2 separate regions of the Homo sapiens genome follow, and region 1 is linked to region 2. A link is an interaction called in ENCODE POLR2A ChIA-PET data of the cell type or tissue named here. Cell type or tissue: IMR-90. All regions are shown on one strand. Each heading gives the region's core, and the rest is flanking DNA. Links, peaks and the distances in the headings are about the cores only.

The links. Peaks named below come from ENCODE experiments on the same cell type or tissue, not always from the same donor. Only the 100,000 strongest peaks of a DNase experiment are listed, where the experiment ranks them.
Region 1: POLR2A ChIA-PET joins it to region 2 with 5 read pairs; 3 of 35 experiments call an interaction of 5 or more read pairs at or near these places.

The regions. Positions count from the first base shown.
Region 1 is chr1:233,048,432-233,057,602 of GRCh38, reverse strand. PCNX2 (pecanex 2) reads left to right here. Exons shown (of 34, transcript NM_014801.4): 24 at 313-371; 25 at 3,120-3,335. Among named protein-coding and RNA genes, the nearest start is that of NTPCR, 100 kb to the right of the region's middle. In IMR-90, for the core only: no CTCF peak of the experiment used is centred there; no DNase peak of the experiment used is centred there.
Region 2 is chr1:232,608,906-232,618,076 of GRCh38, reverse strand. All of the region lies in intron 1 of SIPA1L2 (signal induced proliferation associated 1 like 2), which reads left to right. Among named protein-coding and RNA genes, the nearest start is that of SIPA1L2, 17 kb to the left of the region's middle. In IMR-90, for the core only: no CTCF peak of the experiment used is centred there; a DNase peak (open chromatin) is centred at 3,976; H3K27ac peaks cover 1,134 bases.

The sequences.
Region 1 (9,171 bases), core at 495-8,494, 440 kb before region 2:
CCACCGTGCTCAGCCTAAATACTTGCTTTGATTTTGCAGATCTGGTGCTCCAAATTGATTAAGACACAAGACCGTTCTCTCCAAATCAGAGAGCTACTCATCTCTCCCTTCCATGTGTTTCTTGTACTGCTCCCTCTATCTCTTATCATGAGACTCCTCTCTTCCTGCAGTGTGGTAAAACTACAGCAATCGTCTTAACCTGTGAGATCTGTCACCTTTGCATTTTCCACTCATGCAGCTGGTTCTATAAACCAACTCTTCTGCTTGGGGGGATCTAATCATGACCTTTTACCCTTTTGTGGCCTCTTCTAGTACAAGGCGAGTGGATAATTCCAACACAAGACTGGCAGTCCAAATTGAAAGAGATCCAGGTAAGAAGATCTCTTCTCTCTTTTTCAACTATTTATTGTTGTATGGATGGATTCTCAAAAGGAAGAATTAAATACTCACTCTGTACTCATTGTGGAGACAATGCACATCTTAGTTAATCTGCTGAATGTGGAATAAAACTGTGCAGGTAGAGTGATCAAGCAACCTGATTTGGTTTGACAATGCATTGCTCCGCTATTTAGAATTGATTAGGACCTTGCTCAGTATTGCATACCCCTGTTAATCAAGACATTTTAGTTCGTGTGCAGTAAACCTCAAACACAGACTATAAACCTTGAGATTCGTCTTTTAGGAAAAAAAAATTCTTTGGAAAAACATCAGCATGATAATATCCTTAAAGGTAAAGCATTCCATGATCCAGGATCTAGAAGGTTTCAGAAACTTTGGTCAACATTAAGCTATGAAAGGATGTACCTGCTAGAAAATTATTTTACTTTTTTCTTTCCATAATCAATCTCCTTTTTTAACCATTCTATTTCTTCTTTCCTCATATTAGAATGCAAATTTTAACTGTTCTCTATTTTTGTCCTCCTCACTCCCTTCTTTGTGACCCAAAATCTGTCTAGGAACAATTGTATCGTGCTCATTATCTATATTTGAATTGCATCTACATGATTAATTCGAAATCAAAATTCGAAATTTGAGATACCTGGAGAGAGAAGCTTATTTTTTGTTGAACTTTATGTCAGTACAATGAGGGAGGAGAGGTACTGATATCTCTGAGGTGCAGCTGTGGGACTGTGATGTTACAAGGCTATTGATACAAGGCAGAGGGACAGTTTCCCAAGCACATTGTGCTGTTAGTTAATCATAGTTGCTGTCTCATTTTAATCTAATTATGCAAATGTGTGGTCAATGTGTTCTAAAAAGATGCCCTGAGTTGAATCTCTACTTTTAGTGATTTCAATTGTTTTGTTTTATTTAAATATTGAACAGTTTCAACAATTAAGCAAAGGCTAATTCTCTCATTCAGGCCTTTCCTTTCAAAGTGCCAGAGACTGAAAGGTGTCTTTAATTAGTGTCTCAGGATGCGTGCTGCTTCATTAGAGAAAATGAATACAGTGCAGGTCAAGGAGGCTTCATCTGCATAGAAGATTAAGCATACTGATACATTATTAGACTACATGGCATGAGTCAGCCCACAGAACAGTTTCTTTCCATTAATCATAATTAAGTTATAAATGCTCTAGTTTTGATTCAGCTTTCAACTGTCATGAGTGGCCAGCAAAGATACTCATAATTTGATAGTGTTATTCTGTAGATTTCTTAGAGGTGGATTGGTGATCTTCCTTATGTAAGCGCACTTGGGGCATCTTCACCTTCTTGTACCACTCCCTGCCTTCCGCACCCTGATTTTGCCCCAGTTCCCATGGATACAAAGCAGGGATGCTTCGGTCAGATCTGCAGTCTTCATCCCTGTCCTCCCCGAATGTCTGTCTCCACTCAAATAGACGATCCAGGAGGGAGCATTGAGTTTTGCTTTAGGCGTTTCCTGTTTAGGACAACTATGCCTATGGCTTTCCAGAGCCATAATTTCCTCTCCCAAAGAAAAGCTACTCCTAGAATAAAAGTCATGAACGTGAACATTTTGCCTAGGCTTCTCCCAATGCTTACTCCACCCACAGGACCACAGACCAGGAAGACTTCCCATGTTATCCAATCTTCTCTTTAAAAAATCTTATATCCCTCATCTTGAGAGATCCCATGAAAGGAGGGAAAAGAGTCAGGGCTCAGCAGGGAGGATATAGGAAATGCACTACGCACTCCTAATTTCACCCCCACTCAACACGCACCCCTGGCTGTCCACCGGGAAGCAAGGTATTCCATCATTCCATCTTCTTTGCTGCTTCCTCCTTCACCCTTCCTTGGATGTCATTATCCACCCAATTAAAATGGCCAAAGTTAAACAAACAAGCAACAGTGGACAATTCCAAGTCCTGGCAAGGATGCAGAATTAGAGCTCTCAATCACTGCTGGGGAAATGCAAATAGGGTACAGCCACTTTGGAGAACAGCAGTCCTGCTCCTAAGCATTTACTCAAGAGAAATGGGGAGAGTCATATTCACACAAACTCCTGTTCATGACTCTTGGTAGTGGTTTTACCCATAATCACCAAAACTGGAAACAACCCAAGTGTCCTTCAGCAGCTGAATGGATAAACAAACTGTAGCACATGCATACAGAGGGATACTACTCAAAGGTGAAACAGAACACACTCATATATACAACAGATGAATGCATTATTCTAAGCGCTGGTTATATGACTATGTGCATTTTTCAAGACTCATAGAATAGTACACTAAAATGGATGAATTTTACCCTACACAAATTATTCTTCAATAAACCTGAATTTTTAATTTATATATAGTTTAAGAACAAATGGTATCCATTTATATATAGTATAATAACTTATATGTTATATAATATGTCAAATATTTATTTGTATTTAACAAATAATACTAGCAATGATTGTTTGTATTATATATTATAGCACATATATATAAATCGATGCTGCTTATGGCCTATAAATTACACAGAGAGAATATTGAGGGAAAAAATTGGAGGGTCTCATATAATCCACTAAAATGTGGGAAGAACACATCTTTCCTCTTTTATGTATATAAAGAGTCTGATTTTACCCTTAATCAGATGACAACTCACTGTTTCCTAGGTCTGGATACACAGCAAGGAGTAGGCATTCACTGATCATATTTCTTGTCTGCCTTTAGGGAATGATGACAACAATCTCAATTCCATTTTTTATGAACACTTGACAAGGACCCTCCAGGAGTCCCTCTGTGGAGACTTAGTTCTTGGACGTTGGGGCAACTACAGCTCTGGCGATTGCTTTATTTTGGCTTCAGATGACCTCAATGCCTTTGTTCACCTGATTGAAATTGGAAATGGTCTTGTCACCTTTCAACTTCGAGGACTGGAATTCCGAGGTAAGAATTTCTTCATTGTAGAAACTGTTGAAAGTTGGTTGCTTGAGTTAATTATCAAGCAAAACTTTAGGAAGAAGTCACTGTTAAACAGGAAAAACTTAATGTCTTCCTACTGAAAGTGAGCTTGCCACCACTACCTTGATATAAATAAACTACAGTCATCTGAAGGAATAAAAACATAAAACATAGAATGGCATGTAAACTTGTGGATTAGCAAACCAGGACATTGGTTTTATTAGCAAATCAGGATATTGATTTTAATCCTTCTGGGAAAAACTCAGAAGCCACAGGAGGTTGTGGGGAACATCATTTGGGGTTCCAAATGGAGTCAGCCCGACCTTGTTCTGTGGGTCACAGGTGTTGGGATCTGTTGCGTGCAAATCATTTAAGGTCTTAGAGCTTTTCTTTCCTATCTGCAAAATAATAATAATGAGAATGGCTGCCTTATAATGTTGCTGTGTGGTTTAAATGAGATCATGTAGAAGGCACTTCATGAATCCTCATTGCTTTATGGTTATTGAGTCTGCCTGAATCTTGAAAGTATAACTCCAGTTTTCCCGCAAATGAGGAGCTGGAGTTATGCGGGATGCAGAAAGTGGCATAAGTGATGTACCTGTTGCCTTCTCCTATGTTGTTTATTCCTTTACTCATTGCATGTTTTCTGAACATCTCCTCTGTATCAGGCAGTGTTTCAATACTGGAGATGCAATGGACACGTGACATAAAAGAGTCTTATCACCATGAAGCTTACCCCCAGTGAGAGACACCTAAAGTAAACAAGTAAACAGACAAACTTATTATAGCTTGGAGCAGGTGCTATGAAAGAAGTAAATAGGGTTCTGGAACCCAAAGTCACTGCAGAGGATGAGGGTGAGGAGGTGCCACATTCAATGGGATGGTCGAGGAGGGCCTGGAGAGGAGAGCAGGAGGAAGAATGTCCCCAGTGCAGGGACTGATACCTGCTAAGTGCATGAGTCAGGCGGCATCTCAGAGCACTCCTGGCATCTGGGAGGACTCAAGTGACTAGGGCTGACCAGCGCTTGCGGCAACTTGACATGAGGCAGCTGGAAGCCCAGTAATGTGAGATCTCCCCGCCAGTGTCAGGGACTATATGTTATTCTCTATGTTATGGGGAACCATGTAGGGACTCTGGAGGAGGGAATGGTTGACCCTCTCTACACTTTAAGAGATTGGTCTGGTGGCTGTGTGGAGAATATACTGGGGGAAGACAAAAGTAGAAGCAGGGAAACCATTTAGGACTGCATTGTGGACACCCAAGCAGATGATGGCAGAGACAGGGAAGTGCCCAGAGACTGGGAGGTGGAATCAGAAGGGCTAGCTGTTAGGGGTGAGTAAGAGGGGAGGCTCTGTGTGCCCCCCAAGTTTCTAGATCGAGTGTCTGCATGGGCAGAGGTGTGTTTACTAAAACAGGGAAGCCTGGAAGGACTTTTTGGTCTGGTGGTGGAGGCATTCAGGTGAATATGCAAGTAGCTAGTACATACAGTCTCTTAGTTATTCAGGAGACATTTATTTAGCACTGATTACATGTCATGCACTAGTGTAGGTACCAAGAATACAGAAATGAAGCCCCCACCTTAAGATGCTGGGAGCCTCACAGAGAAGACAGGTATGGAAGGAGCTCATGTGAAATGAGTATCGCATGAAATGAATGTTATGACAGTGTCCTGCAAGGGCCAGGTTAAGGACCAGAGGAGAGGCACTGGTGTCAGGTTGGAGTCTGGGTCAGCTCAATGGAGGAGAAAGAGGAAGGGCCTTACCTGCTAAGGAGCAGCAGATGTGATGACAAAGAAGCACCAAGTCATCCGATGTAGTTCTCAGCAGGTAGTTTGGAAGTGGTTATAGGTAATGCTAGAAAGGTGAGCAGGAGCCAATTCATACCTGTTCAAACCCTCACTGTGACAAAAGGACATCTTTTAGCCAAAAACAAGTTGTCATGTTTTCCCAGATTGAACACCATTATCTAAAGATGATCAGTTATCTCGGTTCTTTGGATGAGAATCTCTAGCATTAGTTTTGTGAATATCCATGCCTTTTCACATTCCTAAATAAATGTTTACGAAATATTTTTTTTCTAGAGTGGTAGGTTCTGTGTTTTAGGTGTGCATTCCGTGCACTTTTCTGAATTTTAAGAATCTAATTTAGGGGGCTTAGTTTGGAGAAGGTTATTGAACAGGGAACTAGTGATAAAACTCTATAGAGTAATCACAGAAGGGATAATTCCCCTACATTTAGCACAGATGCCAGAAAATGTCACGAGAGATGGTGGAAATAAGTGTCTTCAGTGCAATAATACAATAGAACTGTCCTGCTCTCTGAATTTCTGAATCTCAGCTCTTTTGAGAGCTTTTCTTAAAAGTTCTTTTATTTTAGTATATTCCTTTTTAAATATAATTTCAATTTTCATTTTAGATTTGGGGGTACATATGCAGGTTTGTTACATGGATATATTGTGTGATGCTGAGATATGAGGTATGATTGGTCCCATCACTGAGGTACTGCTCATAGGACTCAACAGTTTTTCAACCTTTGTCCCCTTTTCTACCTGCAATGTCTACCAGTCCCCAGTGTCTATTGTTGCCTTCTGTATGTCCATTAGTACCAAACGTTTAGCTCCCTTTTATAAGTGAGAACATCTGGTATTTGGTTTTCTATTCCTGCATTAATTTGCTTAGGATAATGGCATCCAACTGCATCTACGTTGCTGCAAAGGACATGATTTTATTTTTCTTTATGGCTGCATAGTATTCCATGGTGTATATGTACCCCCATTTTCTTTATCCAGTCTACTGTTGATGGGCACCTAGGTTGATTCCATGTCATTGCTATTGTGAATAGTGCTGCAGTGAACATATGAGTGCATGTGTCTGTTTGGTATAACGATTTATTTTATTTGAGTATATATACCCGGTAATGGGATTGCTGAGTTGAAAGGTAGTTCTGATTTAAAGTGCTTTGAGAAATCTCCAAACTGCTTTCCACAGTGGCTAGACTAATTTACATTCCCATCAACAGTGTATAAATGTTCCCTTTTCTCTGCAGCCTCACCAGCATCTATTGTTTTGTGTTTTGTGTTTTTTGTTTACTTTTTAATAATAGCTATTCTGATTCATGTGAGGTGGTATCTCATTGTGGTTTTGATTTTCATTTCTCTGATGATTAGTGATGTTGAGCATTTTTTTCATGTGTTAGTTGGCCACTTGTATGTCTTCTTTTGAGAAGTATCTCTTCATATCTTTTACCCATTTTTTAATGGGGTTATTTATTTTTTGCTTGTTTGATTGTTTAATTCCCTTATACATTCTGGATATTAGACCTTTGTCAGTTACATAGTTTGGGAATATTATCTCCCATTCTGTAGGTTGTCTTTTATTCTATTGATAGTTTCTTTTGCTGTGCAGAAGCTCTTTAGTTTAATTAGGTCTCATTTGCCCATTTTTGTTTTTTTGCAATTGCTTTTGAAGACTTAGTCATAAATTCTTTCCTAAGGCCCATGTCCAGAATAATGTTTTCTAGGTTTTCCTCCTATAGTTTGAGGTCTTACATTTAAATCTTTAATCAATCTTGGGTTAATTTTTGTATATGGTGAAAGGTAGGGGTCCTGTTTCATTCTTCTGCACATGGCTAGCCAGCTATCCCAGCACCATTTATTGAATAGGGAGCCCTTTCCCCATTGCTTATTTTTGTTGACTTTGTCAAAGATCAGATGGCTATAGGTGTGTGACTTTTTATTTCCGGGTTTGCTATTCTGTTCCATTGGTCTATGTGTCTGTTTTTGTACCACTACCATGCTGTTTTGGTTACTATAGGCTTAGAGTATAGTTTGAAGTTGGGTAATTGATGCCTCTGGATTTGTTCCTTTTGTTTAGGATTGCTTTTGCTACTTGGGCTTTTTTTTTTTATTCAGTATGGATTTTAGAATAGTTTTTTTCTAGCTCTGTGAAAAATGACATTGGTAGTTTGATGGGAATAGAGTCTATAGACTGCTTTGGGCAGTATGGTCATTTTTTTTATTATACTTTAATTTCTGGGATACATGTGCAGAACATGCAGGTTTGTTACATAGATATACACGTGCCATGATGGTTTGCTGCACCCATCAACCCATCATCTACATTAGGTATTTCTCCTAATGCTATCCCTCCCCTAGACCCCCACCCCATGACAGGCCCCAGTGTGTGATGTTCCCCTCCCTGTGTCCATGTGTTCCCATTGTTCAACTCCTATGTTGATTCTTCCAATCCATGAGCAAGGAATGTTTTCCCATTTGTTTGTGTCATCCATAATATTTTTCAACAGTGTTTTTGTAGTTCTCTTTGTAGAGATCTTTTACCTTTTTGGTTAGATGTATTCTTAGGTATTTGTGTGTGTGTGTGTGTGTGTGTGTCTATTGTAAATGAGATTGTGTTTTTTATTTGGCTCTCAGCTTGAATGTTACTAGTGTGTAGGAATGCTACTAAGTTTTGTACATTGATTTTGTATCCTGAAACTTTCCTGAAGTTATTTTATCAATTCCGGAAGGCTTTTGGCAGAGTCTTTAAGGGTTCTCTGACTATACAATCATATGATCAGTGAAGAGAGATATTTTGACTTCTTTTTCTATTTGGATGTCTTTTATTTATTTCTCTGGATTGGCTGCTCTGGCTAGGACTTCCAGTACTATGTTGAATAGGAGTGATAAGAGTGGGCATCCTTGTCTTGTTCTGGTTTCAAGGGGAATTCTTCCAGCCATTTGTTTGTCATAGATGAGTCTTATTATTTTGAGGTGTATTCTTTCTATCCTTCATTTCTTGAGGGTCTTTACCATGAAAGGATGTTGAATTTTATTGAAAGGTTTTTTTCATGTCTAGTGATATGATCATGTGGTTTTTGTTTTTAATTCTGTTTATGTGATGAATCACATATATTGACTTGTATATGTTGACCCAACCTTGCATCCTAGGAATGAAGCTGACTTGATCATAGTGAATTAACTCTGATGTGCTGCCTAATTTGGTTTACTAGTAGTTTGCTGAAGATTTTTGTATCTATATTCATCAGGGATATTGGCCTGTCATTTTCTTTTTTTGTTGTGTTTCTGCCAGATTTTGGTATCAGGGTGATGCTAGCTTCATAGAATGCATTAGGGAGGAGTCCCTCCTCCTCAGTTTTTTGGTATAGTTTCAGTAGAATTGGTACTAGCTCTTCTTCTTATGTCTGATAGAATTCAGTTGTGAATCCCTCTGGTAAGTTTTTTATTACATATTCAATTTCAGAACTCAATATTGGTCTGTTTAGGGTTTTAATTTCTTCCTGATTCAATCTTGGAAGAGTGTGTGTTTCCAGGAGTTTAGCCATTTCATCTAGATATTCTAGTTTGTATGCATAGAGATATTCATAATAGTCTCTGAAGATCTTTTGTATTCTTTTAGGATCAATTGTAATGTCATCTTTGTCATTTTTGATTGATTGTGCTTATTTGGATCATCTCTCTTTTTCTTTGTTATTCTAGTTAGTGGTCTATCAATCTTCTTTATCCTTTCAAATCAACTTTTGGTTTTGTTGACTCTTTGTATGGATTTTGGGGTCTCAATTTTGTTCAGTTCTGCTCTGATTTCAGTTCTTTCTTCTGCTAGCTTTGGGGTTAGATTGTTATTGTTTTTCTAGTTCCTTTAGGTGTGATGTTACATCATTAAATTGAGATATTTCTAACTTTTAGAGGTAGGCATTTAGCACTATGAACTTTTCTGTTAACACTTCTTTTACCACATCCCAGAAATTTTGGTATGTTGTGTCTCTGTTTTTATTTGTTTATAAGACAGAGTCTCACTCTGTTGGC
Region 2 (9,171 bases), core at 579-8,578:
TGAAAATATTGTGTGGTGTAGTGGACACCTCTGTACCCACCTCCTGGATCCCACAGTTGTTAGGTCTGGCTTTATTTGCTTTATAGATGTCTCTCCGTCTTCTACCCATCCATCAATCCATTTTATTTTTTGGATGCATTTCAGAGTAAGTTGCACACTTTTTACACTTTTATCACTAAACACTTCGGCATGTATATTGTAAACGAGTTAAAAAGTTTTACATTTTTTGAAGTAAAAGGTATAGAGTGAAATGCACAAATCTTAAGTGTATCATTCTGGGAGTTTTGATAAATGCATACACCCATATGGCCCATACTTCTATTAGGATGTGAAATGTTTCTCCCACTTCTGAAAGTTCTCTGATGTCCCTGCCCGGTCAACTTACTCTTTTTGTTTCCCACCTTTATCTGAGGCAACCTTTGTTCCTTTTTTTTTTAGGGCCATTGATAAGTTTTGCATGTTCTTGCATGTGATGTAAATGGAATCATGCAGTATGCACTCTTGTGTATAAAGCTGCTTTCAAAATTCAGCATAATTTATTTATTTTTACTTTGTTGTATACTTTATATGACCACACTGGGTTTTCTTTGCCTTCATCTTGATCACATGACCTTTTCAGAGGTCATATCCATTTGTCAGATGATTTTAGGAGCAATTTCTGTCAGATATTTATGTATTTATCTTCAGTCACATCTCAACTTCCCTTTTCCTTACAGGGGTGTGATTTTCCTATCTGATTTGGCAGTTTCCCCACTGGGTCTCATCTTACATCCCACCCATTCATTCTGGAGATGAGGTGCTTCTTTTGTTAGTTGGCTGACACTTGCTGCGGGCCTGGCTCAGGCCAGCTCACAGCATTGAGCTGAGCAACTTTGCTTCTGAAGAGATGGATCCTGACATATTACTGGTTTATTTGTATCTGATACTTAGAAAATTTTAGGTGAATGGAAATAAATCTGTTTATCTTTGCAAAACTGAGGAATTATTTCTAATTAATTCAAATTATTTCCAATTATTTCAAATGCAACAATTATTAAAACTAAAAAAATTTCCTGAGTTCAGTTTTATGATAATATGTGAAGGAGACTAATCAATTAGCCCTGAAAAAATACAGATTTTCAATCACTTATGCTGAAGAGAACTGGCTGGCAAAATGAAAACCTAGTTGACCTAAAAATAAAATTCTAGACTTAGTTAACCACCCGCTTTTCTATTTCTTCTACTACTGAAGTTCTGAGTTGCTAAACCTCTCCAAACATAAATGAAAGTACTAAAACGTTTTCATCAGCTGTACCGGGTTAATGGTGGTTTTGCATGTGGAATGTGCCATCAAGGTGGGAAGACTTTTCCTTAGGGCTGTATTGGTTAAGGTAGCTCTGCCTGCTCTAAGAGACACTACAAAATGCTCTGGCAGTGGAAAAGCTGATTTCTTTCTAGGGTGACAGCCCAAAGTCCGGACAGGTAGGCTGCTCTCCTCCACCTGACACGTGTGGATTCAGGTTCCTTCCATCTGTGTCTGCCACCATAGGGCCCAGCCTCACTGCATTGCCCTGAGTGGTCTGCGCTGAGGCTTGTTGAGGTGGAAGGGGCACCCAGGTGTGCATCACCTAAAGGGCTGGCCCAGAAGGGTCTCCTCCATCCCTTCCACTCTCATTCTTCTGGAGCTCTTACTATGACCTGACCTAATTTCAGGGGATGCTAGGGAATGTCGTGTAGCTGGTTATCCCTGGGCTTCTGTTCTAGTCTTGTGGAATTAGCATTGCCAATTGTTTGGTTCTGCTTTGCCCAGCGGGTTTTATGATGCTTTGTGTGATGCTGGATGTTAGAACTCTTGTGTTGGGGGCTTCCCTAGTTAGTATTCCTCTCTACTGTAGGATAAAAGTCCTTGTGATCTTGAGCTCTTTTTGCTATACTGTACTCCCAAGATGCAGAACACATTTTGGATAGATCAGACATGGGCTAAGACTGAGGGGCCATCTCCATGGCTATGGGGCCTGTATGTCAGTCAGCGGCTTCCTCTCTAAAAGTCCCCATTTCTGAACCTGTAAGTGCAAAAAATTCAGTCTGTGTCATAGTATTATGGAGAGGATTTATCGAGAAAAGCTGCCTATCGTATAGCTGGTGCTCAGATGTATTCATTCGTCAGCTATTTATTACATGTTCTTTTTTTACCAGACACAGTTCTAGGGACTCAGGTTATGGTGGTGAGTAAGGCAGACAGGGTGTTGCCCTTGTGGTGCTCTTATTCTGGAAATACAGTAGATTTTCTAATAATATTTCTCAAGATAGAGTCCTCCCTGCCCCCCCTCATTGGAAGTAGTTTAGTTCTGGGTGGAGGAAGGGAGGGTAAAGTCTAATAATTAGATTGTTGACAGATTCTATAACTTCGAAAGAAATGTTACTGGAGACATGGATCAGGGGATGTAATAAAAGACCTAGTCCCTGTTTAAAATTCAGACTCATAATAGAAGGCTTAAGAGACACTTGATGAATGGAATAATGGTAATCACTTATTCAGGAGCCAGAGGGTTTCTTGGGAGCAAAAACCTTTCGAATGACTGCAGGGCCCTCTGGCTTTCCTGTGATTCAGAGGAAGTTCCACTGGAGTCCAGGGGCCATCTCATACTCTGAGGAGCTGGGATGGGGTCGGGGCAAATAGTAAGGAAGCAGTTGTGTGTGTGATTTTCTCCTTCTCTAATGAGCTCACGTTGTGCTGCTTTAGCCTGAAAGGACCTTCAGCAGACTGCTGGCTAGCACCTTGAAAAACTCTTGAAGTGACGATTCTGATCGATTTTAGTGGCCACTTTGGAGACCGTGTGGAGTAGATTCCGAGCCTGTGTCCAAGCTCAAGGGCAGCAAGTGCTGTGGTCAGTGCACCATGGTGTCAGGGGCAGGAGATGGAGTGTGGCCACCATTCTTGGGCTCTTGAGTTTTGTGTCTCTAGAGTTATCTTGTGGTTTCCAAGGATGTGTAGCAGTAATTCTGATGATACCAGACATAAATATTCTTTCCAGAGGGTCACCTCATAACATCCACAGTGTACTATGAACATGAGCTTATTCCTCTCAGAATGTTTTGAGAGTAGAGGCTTACACTTGTTTGCTCTAAGTTAAGGGATTATATCCAGCTTTGGACTGGAATTTTCTCCTAGAGATTGGAGTGTTCATGTTCTTGAATGAAGACATGCAAAAGAATGAAAACTTAGTGATAAGGATGCATTTGTCACTTTCCACTATCAAATTAGAAAAAGAGGCAGAAAACTCTTGGTTAAAATAAATGACATTTCAAATTTTTGTAAGATGGAAAGGCTAAATGGTTTTTAACAGGAGCATCATGGCATTTTGATAATTCGAAAGTTGCATTCCTTTCCTTTTGAATGCTGCTGTCTGCTCGAGGTGTATTATAGATGGGCTATGCATATATTGCTAATTTTTGCCAATAACTTAATCATGGAAGGATTCCGGGAACCTCCCGAGCAATAAGAACACAGCTGAGCATTTCTTGAGCCTTTCATTTGATTTGGGGGCAGTAGCTGCGGCTAAGCAGCTGCAGATGGTATGTTTTCAATTCATGCTGTGGCAGTTTGGGAATTCTTTTTACATCTTTTTGTTTATAGTGAACAAAAGAGCAGTGTGGAACTTAATCAGTTAGATCAAATGTATATAAATTCTGAGGATGGTGTTTCTACTCTATCTGAACTGAAGTACGAAACTTGTGTGTGAGGAAAACTGGCCTGCTGATTTATGGTGCCTGATGAAATCCTACATTAACATGCCTCTAAGATGTGTGTGCTTTGACTTTCCATTAATGGGTAAACATTTACACAGGCCTTGGCTGATGGAATAATGAGTTATTCCATCAGCCAAAACCCTTTATCTTTCTCTTCTTACGCTGTTACACGAAGTATCTGGCAATCCCTGTGTGGAGTGTGAGCCTATGCTTTTCATGACAGTAAGTTAGTGTAGTCTGTTGGTTGGGGATTTTGGAGGAAAAAGGGAAGCCTTCTACAGGAGGGTGAAGGTTTCTCAGAGTTCATGTCTTTGTGGGAAGAGTGGGAGGAGATGCCAAAGAAATTGCAAATATACTAATAATCCTCAGATAAGTGGTTTCTGCACAATGCCCTCCTGCTAAGTGTTCTGTTATTGTTGGACTCGGAATAAAGACTTGCTGGACTCTGCTTCAAATCCTGTGGGCGATTCTTACATTTTTGTGTTCAAACCCATCCTAGCTTCCTGTTGCTCAGATACTGGGTGTGTTCTGTGGGTTAGAAAGCACATAGCACCTGAAAGGTCATATTCTGTGCTCCCTAAATTGAGATGAACTAATTTGACCTACATTACAACATTTTTGGCATTATACACACACACGCACACACATAAATTTTGTTCTTGAATTTTAACTTAATTGGAAGCTTCTAAAAACTGGATCCTTCTAATCTTGTCTTTATGGTGGTATCTGTATTTTGTTCACAGCTTTTAATCCTTGCTCTATTCTTCTAAGTGTTTAGATTCCTAGTAACTTCCAGAATTGCTGGAAGACAGTTCCGTGTTGGATACCTTCAGAGAATGTATAGAATGCTGTTAACACCTGGAGAAGGTTCCCTTGACTCCATAATAAAAGTGGGTGGTTTGCTAAAGACCACCTGTAACTTTGTGTTTTCCTTCTTGCCTGGGCCTTTGTACAGCTTTACCACCAGGATGCCTTCTAAAAAGTCAGTATAAAGGGTCTTGTGAAAACACTAATATTTTAAGTTACATCTTTCTGGGTAGAGACATTGTGAAGTCCATTGAAAAAGTACTGCTCACTTTTCCACCTACTCAAAATGAAGAGGTGACGAATAAGCTGAAGGTCAGTGTATTAGTCTGTTTTCGTGCTGCTGATAAAAGACATACCCGAGACTGGCAAGAAAAAGAGGTTTAATTGGACTTACAGTTTCACATGGCTGCGGAGGCCTCAGAATCATGGCAGGAGGTGAAAGGCATTTCTTACATGGCAGCAGCAAGGGAAAATGAGGAAGATGTAAAAGCGGAAACACTTGATGAAAACCATCAGATCTCGTGAGACTTATTCAGTACCACGAGAACAGTATGGGGGAAACTGCCCCCATGATTCAAACTATCTTCCACCAGGTCCCTCCCTCCCACAACGTGTAGGAATTATGGGAGTACAATTCAAGATAAGATTTGGGTGAGGACACAGAACTAAACCATATCATTGCACCTCTGGCCTCTCCAAATCTCATGTCCTGACGTTTCAAAACCAATCATGCCTTCCCAACAGTCCCCCAATGTCTACTCATTTCAGCAGTAACCCAAAAGTTAACAGTCCAAAGTCTCATCTGAGACAATACAAGTTCCTTCCACCTATGAGCCTGTGAAATCAAAAGCAAGCCAATTACTTCTTAGATACAATGGGGATATAGGTATGAGTAAATACAGCTCTTCCAAATGGGAGAAACTGACCAAAACAAAGGGGTTACAGGGCCCATGCAAGTCTGAAATTCAGCGGGGCAGTCAAATGTTAAAACTCCAAAATGATCTCCTTTGACTCCAGGTCTCACATCCAGGTCATGCTGATGCAAGAGGTGGGTTCCCATGGTCTTGGGCAGCTCCACCTCTGTGGCTTTGCAGGGTACAGCCTCCCTCCCAGCTGCTTTCATGGGCTGGCATTGAGTGTCTGCAGCTTTTCCAGGCGAACGGTGCAAGCTGTTGGTGGATCTACCATTCTGGGGTCTGGAGGACAGTGGCCCTCTTCTCACAGCTCCACTAGGCAGTGCCCCAGTAGGGACTCTGTGTGGGGACTCCACCACACATTTCCCTTTTACACTGCCCTAGCAGAGTTTCTCCATGAGTGCCTGCCCCTACAGCAAACTTCTGCCTGGTTATCCAGGTATTTGCATACATCCTGCGAAATCTAGGCTGAGGTTCCCAAACCTCAGTTCTTGACTTCTGTGCACTCGTGAGCTCGACACCATGTGGAAGCTGCCAAGGCTTGAGGCTTGTCCCCTCCGAAGCCAGGGCCCCAGCTCAACGCTGACCCCTTTCAGTCACGGCTGGAGTGACAGGGACACAGGGCACCAAGTCTGTAAGCTGCACACGGCACAGGAACCCTGGGCCTGGCCCATGAAACCATTTTCTCCTAGGTTTCTGGGCCTGTGATGGGAGGGGCTGCTGGGAAGGCCTCTGATATGCCCTGGAGACATTTTCCCCATTGTCTTGGGGATAACAGTTGGCTCCTCATTATTTATGCACATTTCTTCAGGTGGCTTGGATTTCTCCTCAGAAAATAGGATTTCTTTTCTGTCACATTGTCCGGCTGCAAATTTTTTGAACTTTTATGATCTGCTTTCCTTATAAAACTGAATGCCGTTAACAGCACCTAAGTCACCTCTTGAATGCTTTGCTGCTTAGAAATTTCTTCTGCCGGATACCCTAAATTCTCTGTCTGAAGTTCAAAGTTCCACAAATCTCTAGGGCAAGGGTAAAATGCCACTAGTCTCTTTGCTGAAACATAACAGGAGTCACCTTTGCTCCAGTTCCCAAGTTCCTCATCTTCCTTTGAGATCGCTTCAGCCTGGACCTTATTGTTCATATCACTATCAGGCTTTTGGTCAAAGCCATTCAACGAGTCTCAGGCAAGTTCCAAACTTTCCCACATTTTTCTCTCTTCTGAGCCCTCCAAACTGTTCCAACTTCTGCCTGTTACCTACTAAAGTAACAGTCAGCAAAGTCGCTCCCACATTTTCAGGTGTCTTTTCAGCAACGCCCCACTCTACTGGTACCAATTTACTGTATTAATCCATTTTCACGCTGCTGATAAAGATATATTTGAGACTGGGAAGAAAAAATGGTTTAACTGGAGTTCCACATGGCTGGGGAGGCCTCAGAATCATGGCGGGAGGCAAAAGGCAGTTCTTACATGGCAGAGGCAGGAGAAAATGAGGAAGATGCAAAAGCGGAACCCCTGATAAAACCATCAGATCTTGTGAGACTTACTCACTACCACAAGAACAGGATGGGGGAAGCCGCCCCATGATTCAAACTATCTCCCACTGGGTCCCTCCCACAACACCTGGGAATTATGGGAGTACAATTCAAGAGGAGATTTGGATGGAGACACAGAGCCAAACCATATCAGTCAGAGAGCGTTGGTAGCCCTCTGGGTTTCAGGCCTATTGTTAGTATAAATAGAGTTTTTATTTTACTTTTTTTAAGCTCATTTTAGAAATGTGAGTTAAAGCCCTACCTGAACTAAGGTGTTCCTCCCCATTTAATTACCCTTATTCTCCTTCACTTGCTGTCAGGCCTGTGCTGGCCTCTGATGAGTTCCAACTTGGGAACAGATGACACGGTGCCACTCCACACTGAGAAAGGCTGAACTCTGAGCTCTTCTGGCGGCCTAGTGTCAGGCCCAGGTGCCTGAGTTCGTCATTGCTGATGTGTGTATGTGGAGGGGGTTGCTTGTTTGCCTGATTACTAGTTTTTAAGACTTGGAGACAAACTGACGAACATACAAATATTTTGCTGTTTATCAAGATCTCTTAGAATTTTGTATGTATTTTATTTTTAGACACTACATAAATAAGTAAGGCACATTTCCCTCTTTACATCTTCCATAGCACCGAGTTTTTGTGTCTTGCTTTAGCCCTGGAAACCTGGCGTCCAGCCCAGTGCTGGTGGGGCCCTCACCATGGCCTTCCATCAGCAGAGGCAGTTTCTCCAAGTGAGTCCAGGTCTCAACCAGTGACTTGTTCCCATCCACATCACCTAGCACAGCCCTTCTCTGTGGCAGAGAACTGAAGGAACTCAAGTGTCCTTAATTTCCAATCCCTCACAGATTGGTACTTCTGAGAATATAAATAATATTCATTATTAAAAAAACATGAAGAGATATACAGTACAACATTTTAAAACCTCAATTTTTATTGTTAGATTTAACAGACGTAAACTTCCATTTCTTTAAATATAATCACAATAAACATAGGAAAAAAGAAAAACATTGTTAAAGAATTACATTTGTTCCATGAAAATGTGCATATCAGAGATGAATAAAGTGAGTCACAGTTACTCTCATAACTTTGTTCTGCAATTATAACTAAAGTTACAAGTGAGAGATCGGGTCTCCATTTTAAATGCTAATAACAGATTTTGAACAGACATCATGCATATCATTATTTTAAGATTTTAATTTGATAACTGAGTTTGCTTCCTTTTTTTTCTTTTTTCTTTTTCTTTTTTTTTTTTTTTTGAGATGGAGTCTCGCACTGTCGCCTGGGCTGGAGTGCAGTGGTGCGATCTTGGCTCACTGCAAGCTCCGCCTCCCAGGTACAAGTGATTCTCCTGCCTCAGCCTCCCAGGTAGCTGGGATTACAGGCACCCACCACCACACCCAGCTAATTTTTTGTATTTTTAGTAGAGACAGGGTTTCACTATGTTGGCCAGGCTGGTCTCAAACTCCTGACCCTGTGATCTGCCCAGCTCGGCCTCCCAAAATGCTGAGATTACAGGTGTGAGCCACTATGCCCAGCCGCTTGCTTCGTTCTTGCTTGATAATTTATCTACTCAGGTTTGGATTGATAACACTATTTTAGGGGATAATGTGTATCTCAATGGTTTCTCTGTTTTGTTTTAATAATATGCATAATAGAGACACCCTTTCACAGAGAAGTATGTTGATGGAAATGGAAGAAGAAATTGTGAAGCAATTTCAGCATATTCATTTTAAACTTTTACCCAGAAAGTAAGCAAATGATAAATTTCAAAATTTATCTTTGATCTGTCATTGGTGATTAGGTCCAACCGTTTATTTTATTAAGTAATAGTTAATTTGATGAACAAAACGGATTCTGGATTTTGTATACTTTTGTATTAAAGTTGACAACTAACTATAAAACATCACTGTTTTAACACCATCCTAATGATCTTAATTAGTCATGTGACTCACCATACAAGTTCAACAACATCCAAACTGGTTTATGGCTAGTTCGATGTGGGTGATTATCCCAAATTACCTTTTAGAGAGACAAAATTAAATTGTGGAAAACAAACTATTAGAAAAGAGGTTACTTTTTTTTTTTCTTTTTTCACAGCTAATTCTTTTCTAAAGGAGGGGATGTCGGTTAATATTAGATACGTGTTTGACTTTAAGAAGACCGGCCTATTGTGAGTAAGT